2 separate regions of the Mus musculus genome follow, and region 1 is linked to region 2. Evidence: chromatin loops called from intact Hi-C (ENCODE). Cell type or tissue: heart. All regions are shown on one strand.

What was found. Peaks named below come from ENCODE experiments on the same cell type or tissue, not always from the same donor. Only the 100,000 strongest peaks of a DNase experiment are listed, where the experiment ranks them.
Region 1: a loop joins it to region 2, with 2.3 times the contacts of the local background. A loop is called at or near these places in 3 of 42 quality-filtered maps.

Annotation. Positions count from the first base shown.
Region 1 is chr1:62,587,445-62,595,444 of GRCm38, forward strand. It overlaps Pard3b (par-3 family cell polarity regulator beta), which reads left to right. Exons shown (of 23, transcript NM_001081050.2): 22 at 293-372. Among named protein-coding and RNA genes, the nearest start is that of Gm34881, 65 kb to the left of the region's middle. In heart, no CTCF peak of the experiment used is centred here; a DNase peak (open chromatin) is centred at 4,287; H3K27ac peaks cover 618 bases.
Region 2 is chr1:62,693,958-62,701,957 of GRCm38, forward strand. No RefSeq gene overlaps it. Among named protein-coding and RNA genes, the nearest start is that of Nrp2, 5.4 kb to the right of the region's middle. In heart, CTCF peaks have their summits at 3,215 (motif pointing left) and 7,287 (motif pointing left); a DNase peak (open chromatin) is centred at 7,294; H3K27me3 peaks cover 548 bases.

The DNA of each region.
Region 1 (8,000 bases), 110 kb before region 2:
CCGAAAAACTAACAGGAATTTTGCAAAGAAGAGAACATGCCATGTAGAATATTCCTGGCAACAGAAAGAGGAAGGAGTTGACCCTTTTTGAAAGAAGGGACTGTTGTTGAACACCGTGTTTGTAGCTTGATCATCAGTGCCTGTAGCAATGCCGAGTGCTTGCTTGCTCTCCCCAGGTTGAAATTTTGGCAGGCGCCTGCAACATTTGTGCACTGATTATAATTTTGGGATGCATTGTCAGTAACCAGGGTATATAATGGATCTTCAACTCTAATTACTTTTCTCTCCACAGGTGTCTGGAAAGGGTCCAGATGGGAGCACACACAACCTCCGCTTTGAGGGGATGGAGCGGCAGTACGCATCCTTACCCAGGTAGGATATAGAGGGCTCTCCCATCCCCAGATCACCCACAGATGAAGCCTTTAGGGATGTCTGTGTGAACTAGAAATCTGGCTTTGAGATGGGGAATATGGTTGAGTTTTGCCTTACTCCGTCTGCTGTGGCCCTGCTGCCATCTTCCCAAGCGTGCTAATAATTGAAACACTTGTGGTTGTTTTTTAAGGGGAGAAAAGAGTATATCATTGCAATTGAACATGTCAGCTAGAATATTGGCTGCTGAATGGAAATCCTAAGCCATTGCTATAAAAATGGTATTGAACATCCTGCACCAAGCTTAGAGACAATAAAATAGTAAATCCTGTGTCCTAGAAGTTTCTGAGAGAAAGGGTGGCTGGGCCTTAACCTTGGAGCTTCAGGTGTGTGTTATAAAGAAGGAGAGAAAGTTGAGCCTGGGAGGTGTTTTTAGAATCTGACTGTGTCCTTGAGGCAATAAGCAAATATTTCTAAGAAGCACAGACAAGTAGGGGAGGATAGAAAGAACTCCGTGGGAAAAGTTAATTCAGCCAAACTGACCTAACGTGATCCCCTTAGGCTGTAAGGAGACACCCCCTGAAAGGGAGATACAATTCGCAAAGGTTGGGGCTGTTACCTGAGAGGTTCGGAGTCCAGTCTTTTTAGTCTGCAATCAGGAGCACATGACAAAGAGGAAACCTTTCCAAGGTTACGTACAGCCAGCCTCCCTGGGAGTCTGATAAACTGAGAGTGTGAGAACTAGCATGTTTCAAAACAAACAAAGAGAGGCAAATGCCAGCCACCAGCCCAAAGTACCTGAGTGTCACCTCAGAAAGGGCAACGAAGGAGGCTTCAGGGTCATCCGATGAGCTGCCGAGCCACTGACTCGGAGACACAGTTGCTTGTTGAGAGTGGTCTGTGGGCTCCACTGGGGTTGACAACCATAATGTCCTGAATTTTCTATCAACCACAGCCTAGGTGACCATCTGCTCTTAGAAAAGGTATGTTAGGGCTGGACAGATGGCTTGCCACACAAGCATCAAGCATGAGGAGTGGAGTTCAGATCCTCCCGGACCCAGGTCAACGGCAGGCAGATGTGGGATGTCCCACCTGAAATCACTGCTCTCCTAAGGCAAGGAATCCCTGGAGCAAACTGGCTAGCTAGACTAGCTATAACTGCAACCTCTGGATTCTACTGAGATACTGGCTTCAAAGAGTAAGATAGTTCAAGGAAGAAAGACTCCTGATGTCAGCTCTAGGCTTCCACGAGAACATGCACAGATGTCAGATGTACAGGTACCCATACAAGGCCACACACCACACACATGTGCACACACATGCACACACACACACACACACACACACACCACACCACACCACACATACACACACAAGCAGCTCATGTACACATTTAAAAAAATCAAGTGTAGATTTTAAAAAGCAATAAAACCTTAAATTTAGCAAGGCACCATTTTTTTAACGTTTTCCCTGGTATGATACAGGAAGTGTATACTTTAAAAGCTCTGATGCAGCTGTATTTTATATATCGCCCTGTTTCCTTTATATGTTATCATGGAAGGGATTTTCCCCCTTCTCCCACCCCTCCCATCTATGATTAGTTTCCTGCCCCTCTTTTTTTCCCCTGGCTTAGCATTTTGTTTTCATTTTGAAAAATGGAGTCATTTCCAAACTTCATTTGAAATACAAGGTTTCCGGCTTTCACCGGTGAAGTATATGGAAATTGCGGTTAAGGCACAGAAAGGAGTAGATTCTTAAGGGAAATGGGGAAGGGAGGGAAAAAATCATTTTAATGCCTTCCTGGCCAGCTTGCATCCTGAGTTTAAGAACTGGTCTCTCTCTCTCTCTCCCTCTCTCTCTCTCTCTCCCTCTCTCTCCCTCTCTCTCTCTCTCAAAAACACAGAAATAACATTTAAAGTTCTGTAAATCTCACTCATTTATTAATTCCCCTGTTCTAGTGTTCACCTACTGTGTAGAGAGGGCCCTGAGGAAATGGAATGGTAGACGTAGCCTGGTCTGTCCTTGGATCCTGTCTGGTAAAGCGGGCAGCAGTAGGCCTTTTCTGCTGACAACAACGAAATGCTCAGATTGGTAGTAAAGGCCTCTGGGTTTCTAATCCTGTTTAATTTCCCTAATTGGCCCTGAAAAGCCCAATCATGGCTGACTGCAAACAGGTCTGTTTCGGAATAAACACGGCTGAAGGAGTTTCATGACAAAGACAGTGTGTGGATGTGTCTGTGGCTCAGGTGCTCGGCACAATGTTTGAACTGGCAAAACCCTAGCAACTCTGAGACATCACCAGTGTGGCTGAAAGAGAAGCATCTTAGACAGAAAATAATGCTGGCCCCAAGTCCCTTCCCAAACACAGTGGTAGGAACGATCAGCTGCTCTGTGGTCAGACCTCCATGGCTGCCGTTCAGACAGAAGCTGCCATGACAGAGCTGAGACAGCTGTGTGAGGATACTTACGCACCTAGATCTTAATGCGGAATGGACATACCAGTTTCCAGCTTGGGATCCGAAAAGAAAACACAGAGCTCTTCTCAGGCTCTGTGTGTCCCCTCCCTGAAGTCTGTGTGTGCCTAGTGAGAAACAGGTGCGGAGACACGTACCCGGCTGGCCTATGAGGTGTGCAGATCCAGTCCTGAGGAGAGCCGGTGAAACTGACCTGGTTTTCAACATTCCCACCTAGGTTTGATCCTGTCCTCTTAAGTGAACACACCAGCTCGGTGCTCTCTCCCTTTGCCAGGGACGAGGGAAGAACAACTCTATAGATACCAGGCCCTTCTTTATTACAAAGGCAGGGAGAATTTAAATATTTATGGAATTAAATTTTTAATTAAACCTAGGACTAGGTTTATCTACAGAAAGGCACTGGCCATCCTTCGAGAGCATTTGACCGGCCACTGGCTGACTTGGCTCCTAGGTTGTTCATTGAGATGTCAGAAGAGGGTCTACGGCAAAATCAGTAACCTTGACTTACATGTCAAATCTGGAAGCCTGGATAGAAAATGTATCCTCATCTAGGGGCTCATTCTTAAGCTTTTGGGGAACTCCATCATCTTTAAGGCAAGCCCAAGCAGGCCGCTGTCAAACTAAATGACACTACACAAAAATAAAACAGAGCCCTGGCTAGTGCAGGCAAAAACAGTTCCTAGCACTGGGTAGTCAGGAGCCTGCCTGAGGCTAAAGGCTAAGAAATGTTAAGTGTTATTGTTAAGCAATGTTAAATCTTCTGCCTCCAAACGAAAATGACTTTATTTCTTTTCTCCTGAGGCTGGTGTTTCTAAAAAGCCTGGTGGCTTGTAATACAACCTCATTAGCAAACCCCAGACCTTGACTGGGGCCAGTCTTACCAGTCTGCGCAGCCCCCAATTTTCCTTGGTAGTAAACAATGAAATCAGCATCCCTTTAGTCTGGCCTGACACAAATTATTACTCACCTACCCTGCAGGAGAGTGGCTGTTTTCTGGGCTGTTCTAACAAGAGAATACCAAGACACACACTTTCACTAAGGGCCTCTTTTCAATTCCAGCCTACCATCCCTTTCCAATTCTCCCAGGCCCTTCAGCTGTGGGCTCTCTGTTCAGCCATCTCTCGAGCCTACATCATTCACCTGACCCAATCCTGGCCCCCCCTGGGATCCCATTATCCTGTTCTCTACAGATGGCTCAGTGCATCAGCACCTGATGTTGCTCCTCCAGGTCTGTAATCAAGTGTGAGGTCCTAAGGAATGAGCAATACAGCAAGACACGCTGCATCTCGTCTGTGGTCCCCTGCGCATGGAAGGTGGCTGGAGAAACTCATGAAACCCCTTTTATCATTTCCATTCCAAAATTCACATTAGGCAGCACCAGCTGAGCCCCTGCTGCTGGCCAGCATTCCTCTTGCCCACGTGATCAGCTCCCTGGACTCTCCCACAGTAGATGATCAGACCCTGTTCTACCAAGAGGACTAAACATTCCTAAGCAAGGTCTCTAGAGATGACCTCATTTCCTTTCCGTCAGGACCCTGAGGCATCTGACATTAGCCCTGAACTTCTGCTCCCCACAGCTCAGCCTGCTGTCTTCTCCAACACACACACACACACACACACACACACACACACACACACACACACACACACACACTTCCCAGAGGGAACAGAGGAGGTCTAAGCTTTGGAGCTGGGCCATAGGCTCAGCTTAGTCACTTACCACCTGTGTGGCTTTGGCCAGTGATCCAATTGTTCCAGGCTCTGCTTCCTCATCTGCAAATTGAGGGTGACATCAGGTTCTCCATCTAGGGGTGGCAGCATAAGGATCAAATGCATGACACTAATGTAATCAGTGAACAGTCTAACATATTTGAGGGAGTTTTTTCTTCTGTTCATTTTTATTTGACCCATGGGAATGAGATTTTTCCTTCCTATAATGAAGCAAGTTCATTCTCACTGGTGTCTCTGAAACCTGAGAGCCCAGACTTCTCTTTTCTGGGCCACATCTCTTTAAGCAGAACCCTCTTTGGGCTTTCTTCTCCTTGTCTATGACGGTAAATGCAGAGACTCGCCTGCACAGCTTCCATCCTGTGGAAAATGCATGTCAATATGCTGAGAGTCCTAATGCAGAAAGTGTAGGCTGACCCCTGGGAAGGTCCAGGTATCCAGAAAATAGAGAGCAAGATAGCACAGCAAACTACTATGATTTGAGCAGTAAGCTGTGCTGACGGGCAGTGCAGGGGCCAAAGGTTCCTTTAGTGAGGGAATCCATATAACAGATACACGGTGTTGATTTGATCTAAGCAAGAGGTCAGAGCCTCTTTCTAGGAAGACATAAGTACTGGCCTAGGATCCTACCCAGGGTAGAAGACTAAGCATGCTACTCTAGCTGCTGCAGCAGACAATAGGAAAGCAGTGCCCCTTTCTCTCCTGAGAGGAACCGCAAACATGTTGCCTAAACCTGGACACTGCTGGCTCAGGACAAGGGTTATCTCCACATACTTGACTTTGGTCCTCAACCTACAAATGTGGCTCTATTTCTACAGGTTTCTGACCATGACCGCCTGATTTTATTACAGCTGTTTCTTTGGTATAAATTCTCTCCTATATCTTGAAGGATTCATTTTTCATCATTTTAATGAAGAATCCAATGGAATGGGTCACCTCCATACCTCTCTCTTGAGACCCCAATCACAACTATCTGCTTCTCACACCCATCTTTTCAGTTCAGGGACACCTCAGAGTCCCCAGACCAAATATAAGCCCCCTTCCTCCTCCCTGCTTCCTTCCCTTTGTCTTCCATGCGGTTTGTTTCTCACCTCCTCTGTACCACTCTAAACACTCTGAATTACGTTGTTTGTCGATGTGTTCTGCCCTCGTTGGTCTAGAATTCCCAGAAGGCAGAAACTGTGCCTCATACTACTCTTCACATCCATCACTACATGCAGGACCACACGTCCAGTGGGCATTTCCTACACTGGGATAAAGATGAGCGTACATTTGTTTTCATTCAAGTAATTTAGGAGAGAGAAATTCTCCAGAGTTTTCTTGACAGTCTGTTTTAAGACTGTTTTCCAATATAGTAAAGATTTCTCCATGAGAACATCTCTTTTCCCTGGAATCGATACAAGTCCAGACTTCTAAACAGTTAACCCTTTAGAGCATTCACTACATGGCAGGCACCTCTGCTCGCACTTTGCATGTATTGACTGACTTACTCCTCGAAATACCCCCTTGACTCAATAGCAGCCCTGTTCTTCTGCTCAAGGGCAAAGGCTCTGTGCTAAGGAAAGTAAATTGCCTGAGTTTAAAAGGGAAGTGACAAAGCTGGGACTTGAACCCATGCCATGTACCTACCAGATGATGGAGTTAACCATTGCAGCTCAATTTTCCTGGCCACGAGTCAGATCCACACACTGAAGTTACAGTACTCCCTTATATTATTTTATCATCTGTTTCCCTTCCTAGCTAAACTGTAAGTGCCTTTGAGGACAGGGACTGTGTCTTATTCATCTTTGTATATGACACAGAACATTACTAATATTCAGGTTAAGTAATGCCTTTCAACCATCTCTGTACTGCTGTCATAAAATCAATTCCTTCCCCCTTCCCGCGGGCCCTTCATTTGAAATATGAACAGTTTAATGTGTAATTGCTAGATGAACATTAAGCAATATACTTTGCCTACCAAAAAGAGAATCCTGTTTTGTTAGAACACTCCTGAGATTGGAAAAGCAATGTCTGCAAATTGGTACTTTGGTTCTTCAAGATTAAGAATAATAACTTCTCAAAAGGAAAAAGATTATACAAAACCTTTTGGCGGAACACTGTGTAGAGAGCTCTTAGAGAGAAAAAGAACCCTTTTCCCCCACCAGTGAATGACTGCTCCAGCCACATTTGGCTTTTGGTCCTGATGTTGCACTAGCCCTTACAACATACGTTATTTGTAAGAAATGTACATCTCTGAACATCTCACACAGCCTTCAGTTCGGTTGTGTGATGAGGAGCAACAAACTAGAGCTGACTTTGGATCCAGCAGGCAACTTTAGAAGGGGGGAACAGCTTCTGCTTTCTTCCTGGGGACCCAAAAAATAAATTCACTTCTAAGTATGTACACAATGTTTTCAGATTGGATATGATTATATTCCAATCAGAAGAACCCTCCATAAAAACATATGAAGAAATTCCTCACCACCAGTGGCCTGCCTGATGATCGCCTCTGCTGCCCCGCTCCGCTGTCGGTGTGAATGCTCAGACACTGCAAAAAACCCTGCCTAGATGGAATCACACCCAGCTGCCTTTGACAGAGTTTAAGGTCTTTAGAAAATCACTGCCATCCTCTTACCCTACCCACCCCCCCAGTCTGAGCTCTCCCATCCTTTCTCCCCAAGTTCACTGGTTTGAAAATCTGGTCCCTGGTCTCCCTTCCCTAGTGGAGCAAATGGCCTGTTTAAAGGACCTCTGACACTTCCTCAATTTTAATGCTCAGGACAAAAATGATGAATTAGCAGCACTTTAATTCTTTTCAAGATGACTATGTGCCCAATGTCAACTCAAACTTCCTGAAAATGCAAAAAGCCCCAGCTTGGAATGTCGCTTTAAGATGCCAAACAGCCGAGATCAAGGGTTAATGCTACTGCCATATCATTTTTATGTCACTTAGTTCCTCAGATAAAAGTCCATTTTAATCAAACTTTTCATCATTTCCTCATAGGCAATATATCCTTGGTGCCAGTTAGAGTATTTGATATTAATTATTCAGTCGAAGGCCTCCATTATGAGTTTAGTTCGAATATTTGTGATTTAAAACATGTTAAGACCCATTACAGTACTGATGTCCCCAAAGTAATTTTAACTGAATCTTGATGGGCCATATATTAAATCCCATACTTTCTTTTTTTTTTTAAACTTTTTCTCTCATTCTCCATAGCAAATTCTAAACTGTTGCATATTTGTTGGCTAAGTACTTTTTTTTAGGGGAAGAGTATATGCCTGCAAATTCAAGAGTGCCAAATCTGACATTACCTTGGACTAGAAATATGCTAAGCTTGGTACGCTGACTTCCATGTTTTCCCTCTTGTGTATATTTAAAGGAGTGTTAGCATTTACTTCCCACTTCTCCAGCCAAAAAGTAAAGAAGGGTGTTTTGTGCCTAGG
Region 2 (8,000 bases):
TTTCTAGTGTCATGAGATGGTAGACCACTGTAATTTTGAATTTTTTCCCTATGGAACAATTTTATATTTATATTATATTTGAGAAAATATAATAATTACTTTGCTACATTAACTGGTAAGATTTCTAATGATTCACATCAGGCTGCTGGGTTTATTATAAGGCCTACTATGTAAATCTAATTCCTATTCATTTTAAAAACCTATCTCAAGTGTCAGTCATGATGCCTGAAACTGAGTTCAACAGTTGGATTTTGTGAAGAGCAATACTATTTATTTAATGGTAGTAAAAAAATCAAGCAAAAACAATACTGTATTTGGCTCTTACTATAAAACCTAGTAGAATCAGGAAAAAAAGCTTAATATCATAAACACCATAGACTGTGGCAGCCCATTAGAAGGACTGCATTGTATGCATGATGTCATGTGTATTTATGTGTGTATACATACATGTGCATTTCTACATATGTGTATATGTGGAAATGAACTCCACAAATCAATACCCATATTCTGACTGATTGCGTTTTTAAAATATGGATTGTGATCTTCTATCCTGACTTTATAGTCTACTGATGGATCTCAGTTTAAACTGTGACAAACACAATTACCACAGAAATACTTATCTTAAAGATAAGGGGTTCCTTGATTGTTTGCAGTCTTGGTAAGTAGAAGGGCTAAACCAGGTTTCCTGTCCCCTGATTTGCCAGTCTCCAGCACACTCTCTTGTGTTATTTTCTTCTTAGAACTCACTATCTCCAGCTGGAATGATCCAGCTTTCTGTCTTGATTCTTATCTGACCATTCTGCTAGGAAATAGTGTCCCTGACAACATCTTCTCTCATTTTCTCCCAGATGTTTCTCACCCTGCAGAGCTTGGCACATAGTAGATGCTCAATAAACACATGTTTTAAATGAATGAATGCTCTAAACTGGAGGCTGCTTTCCACTGAGTGTAGATTCAGTTAAGGAGTGTGAGGGAGCCCTTGCTGAAGAATGAGGACATGTCTTTTAGAGTGAGGAGACAGAATATTAAAAAATATACTTAGCTGGGCGTTGGTGGCGCAAGCCTTTAATCCCAGTACTCAGGAGGCAGAGGTAGGCAGATTTCTGAGTTTGAGGCCAGCCTGGTCTACAAAGTGAGTTCCAGGACAGCCAGGGCTATACAGAGAAACCCTGTGTTGAAAAACCTATATATATATTGATGTAAGTTACCTCAAAGCCAGAAGCAGAAACTAGGTGTTTGGATTCTGGGTGCCCTGGGATATGTTTTCTCAAACAGCTGACCTAAATATAATGTGGCTAGGCTAGAGCACCCTAGAATACTCTTTTGCCCTAAATGTCACCTGCCCTAATTTTGAGGACTGGGGCCTCCATGTATCCAAAGCCACATTATTTCTGCCAAGACTGTCCTCCAGTAACACCAAAGGAAAACATACATCCACTTATGCTGGAAATTCAGAACTGCACTTCCTTCTAAGTTTTGAGTATGAAAAGCAAGAGGAAACAGGTTCTGTGTTTGCAACCTGTATCCTTGCCAGAGTCTAACAAGTCAACTTGTAATTAAGTCGGGACCTCATTTAAAAGGGGTTTTATTTAGTCAAAAACAAATTCGAAATTTTCTTAGAAATTAAACGCTAAGAATTTATGTGACAGGAAAGGGCAACTACAGAAAGGTTAGAGAGAAGTTCTAGGGGACGCTCCAAATCCTGAAACACAGCCTGTTTTCGAAAGCTCACTGGTAACTTACTTTAACATCAGAGCTGCAATTGGACACTTGAGAATGCTCCAGCCTTATCTGACAAGAGGTTTAGGGGTTCCTTATGGTAAGTGTGCCCATTGCAGGGGGGGTTCCCTCTATAACTAGAGCATACCTAACATGTGCCCTGGCCATCTCGAGCCTTCAGTAAAAGGATAAGTCTGACCGTTGTAAAGATGCTGTAAAACTAAGGCTTTGACTCTAGAAAGAGCAGATTCTCTTGGTTTTCAAGGGTGGCGCTAAGGAGGGAAGCTGGGCAGAGCTTGGGAGCAGCGTACTTTCTGAGTCACATGTAGCGTGACATATGCAGAGAAGTCCCCAGCACTGCAGGGTTTGGCTGGTGACTCTACACTAGAGTTTCCTAATGTCTCTGTCTCTTTTAAAGTCAGGAAGAGGACATTGGATTAAAGACATGAAAACATTAACTAAAGAGATGGAATTTATTGGGCTCTAGAAGCAGGTCTCCATTTAATATCACCTCAGCCTAAATTCCATTCGCAAAACATCAGGGCACAAAACTCCCATGAGGGTTTGTTTCTGTTTAATGCACCCTCAAGGTGGGAGTGGAAGCAGGGGTGGGGGTGGAGCTAGAAAACATTAAAGCACAAGCCAGGAGCTTTAATGAAGTTAACCTGATGAAGCCAGGGAGCTTTGCCCGAAGTGCACCTGAAAGCACTTTGATTATGGCATCAGCTTCAAAAGAAACCATTCCTGGTGCCTGAGCTCTGCTGCTCTGAGAAACAGAATTACACCTTTATATTCAGGCTAATTCCACTGCCTTGCTGAGGGCTGCAAGCACTGTACAGATGTGGGGGGAGGGGAGAGGGGGAGGACGGTGGTGGTGTGCTCCTTCCCACCACTCCCCCTCCACATCACAAACCCAAATGGACAGAAGATGCTCACAACAAGTTCCAAGAACGTAAGGTCTCAGCAAGTTCCAGTAAAAGATGAGCCCCTGCTTTTTTGCTAACAGGATTCAGGTTGTACAGATTTGCTTTAAACACATATCTCACACGCACAGGCACACACACTTACACACACCCTGCACCACACACATGCACACTCTTTCATACACACACACACACACACACACTCATACATACACACACTCATACACACACACTCATATACCTATTCACACATACCACACAAACACATACACTCTCACAAACACACACACACACTCGCACACATTCACACACAATACACACAAAACACACACACTCACACACTGACACACACGTGCACACACTTCCTTTAGCTTTTTAATCCTATTACATCACCGCCGTCTCCCATTTCCTTTGATTTTGTAATGCTTTAGTTAATTTTCTCCTTTTTTCCTTTTCCTCTTCGGCTTTTCCTCCCTCCTTAGCATTCCGTTCATTTCCTTTTGCACCTCCTAAGATTCTAGCGCTTCCCTTTTCCTGTGGTTTCCTTTTTTGGTCACAGCTGCCCCCTAATGGTTTTCAAGGCCATTACTGCTGTGTGCTTTGGCAGAGGAAGAGAGAGACAACTGGAAAGGGAAAGCTGGAGGAAAAACATCAAAGCGCCTTTGCTTTCCACTTGGAATACACTCTCGATATCTATGGAACGGGTCCATAGGCTCCATCACTTACAGCGATGGGCAAAAGGTGAGAAGCTGGCTTGAAGTTTTCATTAATTATCTTTTCAAGCTATTTGAATTTATTTTTAAAAATATGTGTATAAAGTGTAAAATGTATTCTCTTTTCTAAGTTTAGAAAAGGAATCAGATCACGGTATAGTACAGACACTGAAAAAAGAAGTCTCCTCTGTAAATGTGTTCTGGAGTCCTGCAGAAAGCCAGCCTGCTCCAAACCCCCTCCCTCCCTGTCAGTGCGCTCATCTGATACTAAGGGTTGATTGGCAGCTCAGTAAACTGTGTAGGAGTAAATATGAAGGAGGAGAGTGAGAACTAATGACTTTGGTGGGTGTGGATTAACCCACCCTGGAGGACCCTCTACAGAAAAGGTCAACTCCCTGACTCCTGCCTTTCCATCACGACTTTCATGCTCAAATTAGCAGCTCTTGCCACCGTAATGTAACAATCACCTGACATGTAGATGCCTAATTAAGGCACCATAAGTCACAGGTTACAAATTTGAAAGCAGTAATACCAAACAACAATGACAAAGAACTTACAATTCTAGGGGGTGGCGGGGGAGGGGGGCTTAGGGTGTGTACTTTCTGGCAAAGTACTCTCAGAGATGCTGGGGTTCAAACTCCCAGAGAAAACTAGCCTATAAATTTAATAAGAGAATGAGAATTCTCAGCTCCAAACAAGGAAACAACAACAACAAAAACAACAACAGAAACCGTTCAGCTTGTAACCCTAACATCTCCTGTCACATACGCACCGTGACATCACAAGTACACCCAGCTATTTATATAGTTCACAGAATAACCCCACTCATACTTAAGGATGAGTATTAATTTCAGCCTATGGAATTGTTTTTAAGTTCATGAGGAGTGAGAGTAGGATTAGGAAAGAGCCGTAGACCAAATCCCAAACTAGGTAAGAATAAAGGTCACTTAAACCAATCCCTCATTCAGTGGGTGACTTGAAGACTTCAAAGGAACATTCAAGATCTTCCGAGACCCCCAAGGTTTCTTCTGTTCTGCCTGCTTTCTGCAATGTCTTCTTGGCCTGGACCTCCAGCCAGGAACTCACAGATGACCAGATTTAAGCCTGATTTCCCATGAATATTCTGGAAAACTCAAGAAAGCAGAGCAAGGTCACAAGTCATTAGATGACAGGAGCCGTGCCTCTTAACAGAGCCCTCCCTGCCTTTTCTGCCTTGGCAGCCAGAGCTGTACAGATGCCGAGATCTCCCCTGTTGGTGAACAAGTGTGGCAGCCTCAGAGTTATAAGGATGTGGAGTTTGCTGGGTTTATATGGCAAAGGGCCAGCTTCTTATCAAAGGCTGCTCTGTCCAATATGGTAGGTGGTAAACACAAATCAACTTTAGATTAGTAGGCTGAAATGCAGCCTACAATTCAGTCCCTTGGTCACACTAGCCACATTTCAAATATGGAAAAGCCACATGGCATGTGATAAAACTTTTACTGGGGAGACACACAGACAAGTCTACTCACCCCAGATAGCGATTTAACAATAGATACAAACTACAGACACCACCAAAGTCCAACTTGGTAAACCCATGAGTTTTATTGAGGTTACTTATAAGAATTTGGGTAAGGGGTTGCTTACGGGAACAGAATTAACTCAAAGAGAGCAGCATCACCAAGGTTCACCCCAGCATGGGGTGACAGCGCACAGTGCTGGGAACCTAGAGCTCACTGCACAGCCTGCAGGCAGATCAACAGGTTGGAGATTGTCCCTTCCAAATGACTCCGGTCTAAACCTCTTCCAGGTCTGCTCTCAGAGTCTTCTTTGCAGCTCAGCTTCCTTCATTCTTAGAGGGACTCGCAGGTCTCTTGTTTGCTTGGGCAGGAAGGGTTCTAATGAATCTGGTCAGTTTCAGGGTCTTCCTGAAGCTATTTTGAGTTGTTGACTTTAACATTTTAAGAACCTCCCTGTTGAGCAATGGTAGTACATGTCTTTAGGCCCAACAGGCGGACCTCCATGTTCAAGACCACCCTGGTCTACAAAGAGAGTTCCAGGACAGCCGGAATATTTCAGTCTCAGAGAAACTAATACCCAACACCAGGTGAAAAGCACAGGTTCTCCATCATGGTGAGTAGTTACCATAAAAAGGGCTTCTTTAGAGGAAGGGGTTTGTGGGGTCAGTCTTTTTGATGTTCCAAAGCTCCAAATGTACATAAATTAGCATTGAGGAGGGAACTCAGCTCCATGATGAACCCAAAGAGAGCAGAGGAAGCAGAAAGCCTTGTGTTTTTTCTTGCCAAGGGATATTTGAATACATTTTGCATTTGGTTGCCTCTTGTGTTTTATTTACAAGGGTTCCTCCTGTCAAATTTAGGTCTAAGGCTGAGACATACATACACACAATTTGAAATGGAAAAGATTTCCATGAGAATCTGCAAGGATTCTGGGAACCCACTAAATACAATACCAAAAAAAAAAAGAAACAATTAAGTGGTGTTCAAGTATGTTAAGGAAAAAAATAAGTATTTTCAAAGTATGTTGGGGGTGGGGGTATGGGGGACTCCTATTGATCAGAACCTGGACTTCAACATCAAACAAGAGAGAGAATACAAAATGAGGATCTATTACATTTTAACCAAAGGTTTGCTTCTGAGACAGATGCAGCTAAACATTAACTGGGACAGAGCCGTAAATTACAGATTAAGATGTAATTATGCCTCTATCTCTCCCTTTCAGGGTGAGAGCTTGTTGAAGCGAGGGCTCCGATAAGGGAACAGCATGTGACAGGTGGTGTCTATTGTGGAAGCATGAAAACTTCTGGAGCTTTGAGATCCTGTGTTCCCAGGAGGCAGAACCCCAGTGCCTGTCTGGTTTCCATGCCCCCTGCATAGTCACGCATCTATGAACACTTAATCCAATTTGATGAACACAAATGGAAAGGCATACCTGAAGAAGCTGCTAGCAGCAACCAGTGATGCTTGTATGGGGGCTGGGGGGGGGGGGCTGAATCCAGCTCCACAAACTCCAATAACTGGCCCTCTGACCATGTTGCTCCAACTCTCCTTGCTACCCCAGATCATCTTTGAGGTGGTTTCCAAATAGGTTCTTAGGCCCACCGCTTCTCAAAGTCACACAGTAAAGCCAGGAGCTGCACCATTCTGGCACTTTTGTGGATATATTCTTGGTGAGGCTCTCCCGGAATCTGAAACATCAGACCCCCCCCCCAAAAAAAAAGTGTTCACAGAGAAAGAGTAAAGGGAGTACTTTTCCAAATATCCTTCAATAGGAGATGCACCAAAGGCTGTACAGTAAATAGCATATATCAGAATTATTGTTCAATTGGCCTATGAGTCAAAAATCATCTAAAACATGTGTAGGAAAAAGTACAGATACCCAGAAGTCATCTCAGATTATGGAATTCTACCCACAGGAGGCTGGTGACCCAAGAGATGGACTTTTAACACCTCCCCACCCCCCATGATTCTAATGCCCTTAAAGTTTGGGACTGTATAGCTCAGGATATCCTGACTTTCCACAGGAAGTGTCTGAGGACAGTTTCCTTTTAGTGTCATCTGGAAACTTGCTCTATGTTCTCCTAACCCACTCCTCCCCACCTAAGGACCACCTATTATTATTATTATTATTATTATTATTATTATTATTATTATTAATTCATAATTAAGGATGGTGATGTGAGCATCCCAGCTGAATGAGAGGTAATTTCAGGAGTCCTCACTTCACTACGAGCTGTTTGGGGGCCAGTTCCGCTATTGTTCAGAGCAGGCTGGAAGATTCAGTAGCCTGATTTTGAATTTCCCCTGGTCTGCTGAAGTCCTTTGAAAAGGCAGGAGCTTCCCAGCACGGATGTAGAGGCCTTTGGTGGCATGGGCATTATTTATTGAGTGCTGCCCCCTAGAGGATTGGAAAAGCTCTGACCAGTTTGACTCCCCAGGGGTTCTCCCTCCCTCTGGCCATCTGCAGAACAGGAAGCCTTCACTCCAGTGGACTGCAGTCAAGTCTTGCATGCAGAGGCACAGAGGCTTCCAGGAAGCAAGTTAGCGCCCCCTTTAGAACACCTCTGAGAAAACGAAGATCCATATGGGCAGAAGCAGGATCCAGGGACAGAACGCTGAATCTTACTGACTTTTCCCAGAACGAAGGAGAACCTTGGAAGCAGCTAGATGGGAACCCTCAAGTCTGAGGTCCCAAGCCCAGCAGTTCGGGGTTGTCATCCTATGGCTTCCCAATGGGCTTTGGGTTTCTTTCTCTCTCCCCAGTCATCTCTCTGCCCTTTGTCATGTTCTCAGAAAGCTGCTGTGTGCATCTCTAGTCTAAGTAGGAATGGTTTTCTATGCCTGGAGAGCAGTGGGGTTGTGACACTAAGTAACTCTTTCCTTGCAGGCACTGTTAGTACAGATAGCGTTGTTTGTTCTTGGATTAGTGTTTTGCCAACAACACAAGCCAGGATTTGAACTTAAGGTCCAAACTCCAGGCTTCCCCTCTTCCTTCATCGAAGAACCCAGGGAAGGGAAAGAAAGGATAAAGGAAATCAAAATTAGCCCCTATGAGTATTTGAGTGGTGCATGCGTGTGCACGTGTGTGTGTGTGTGTGTGTGTGTGTGTGTGTATGTGTTGCTCTCTGGAAGAACTCAGAGGGCCT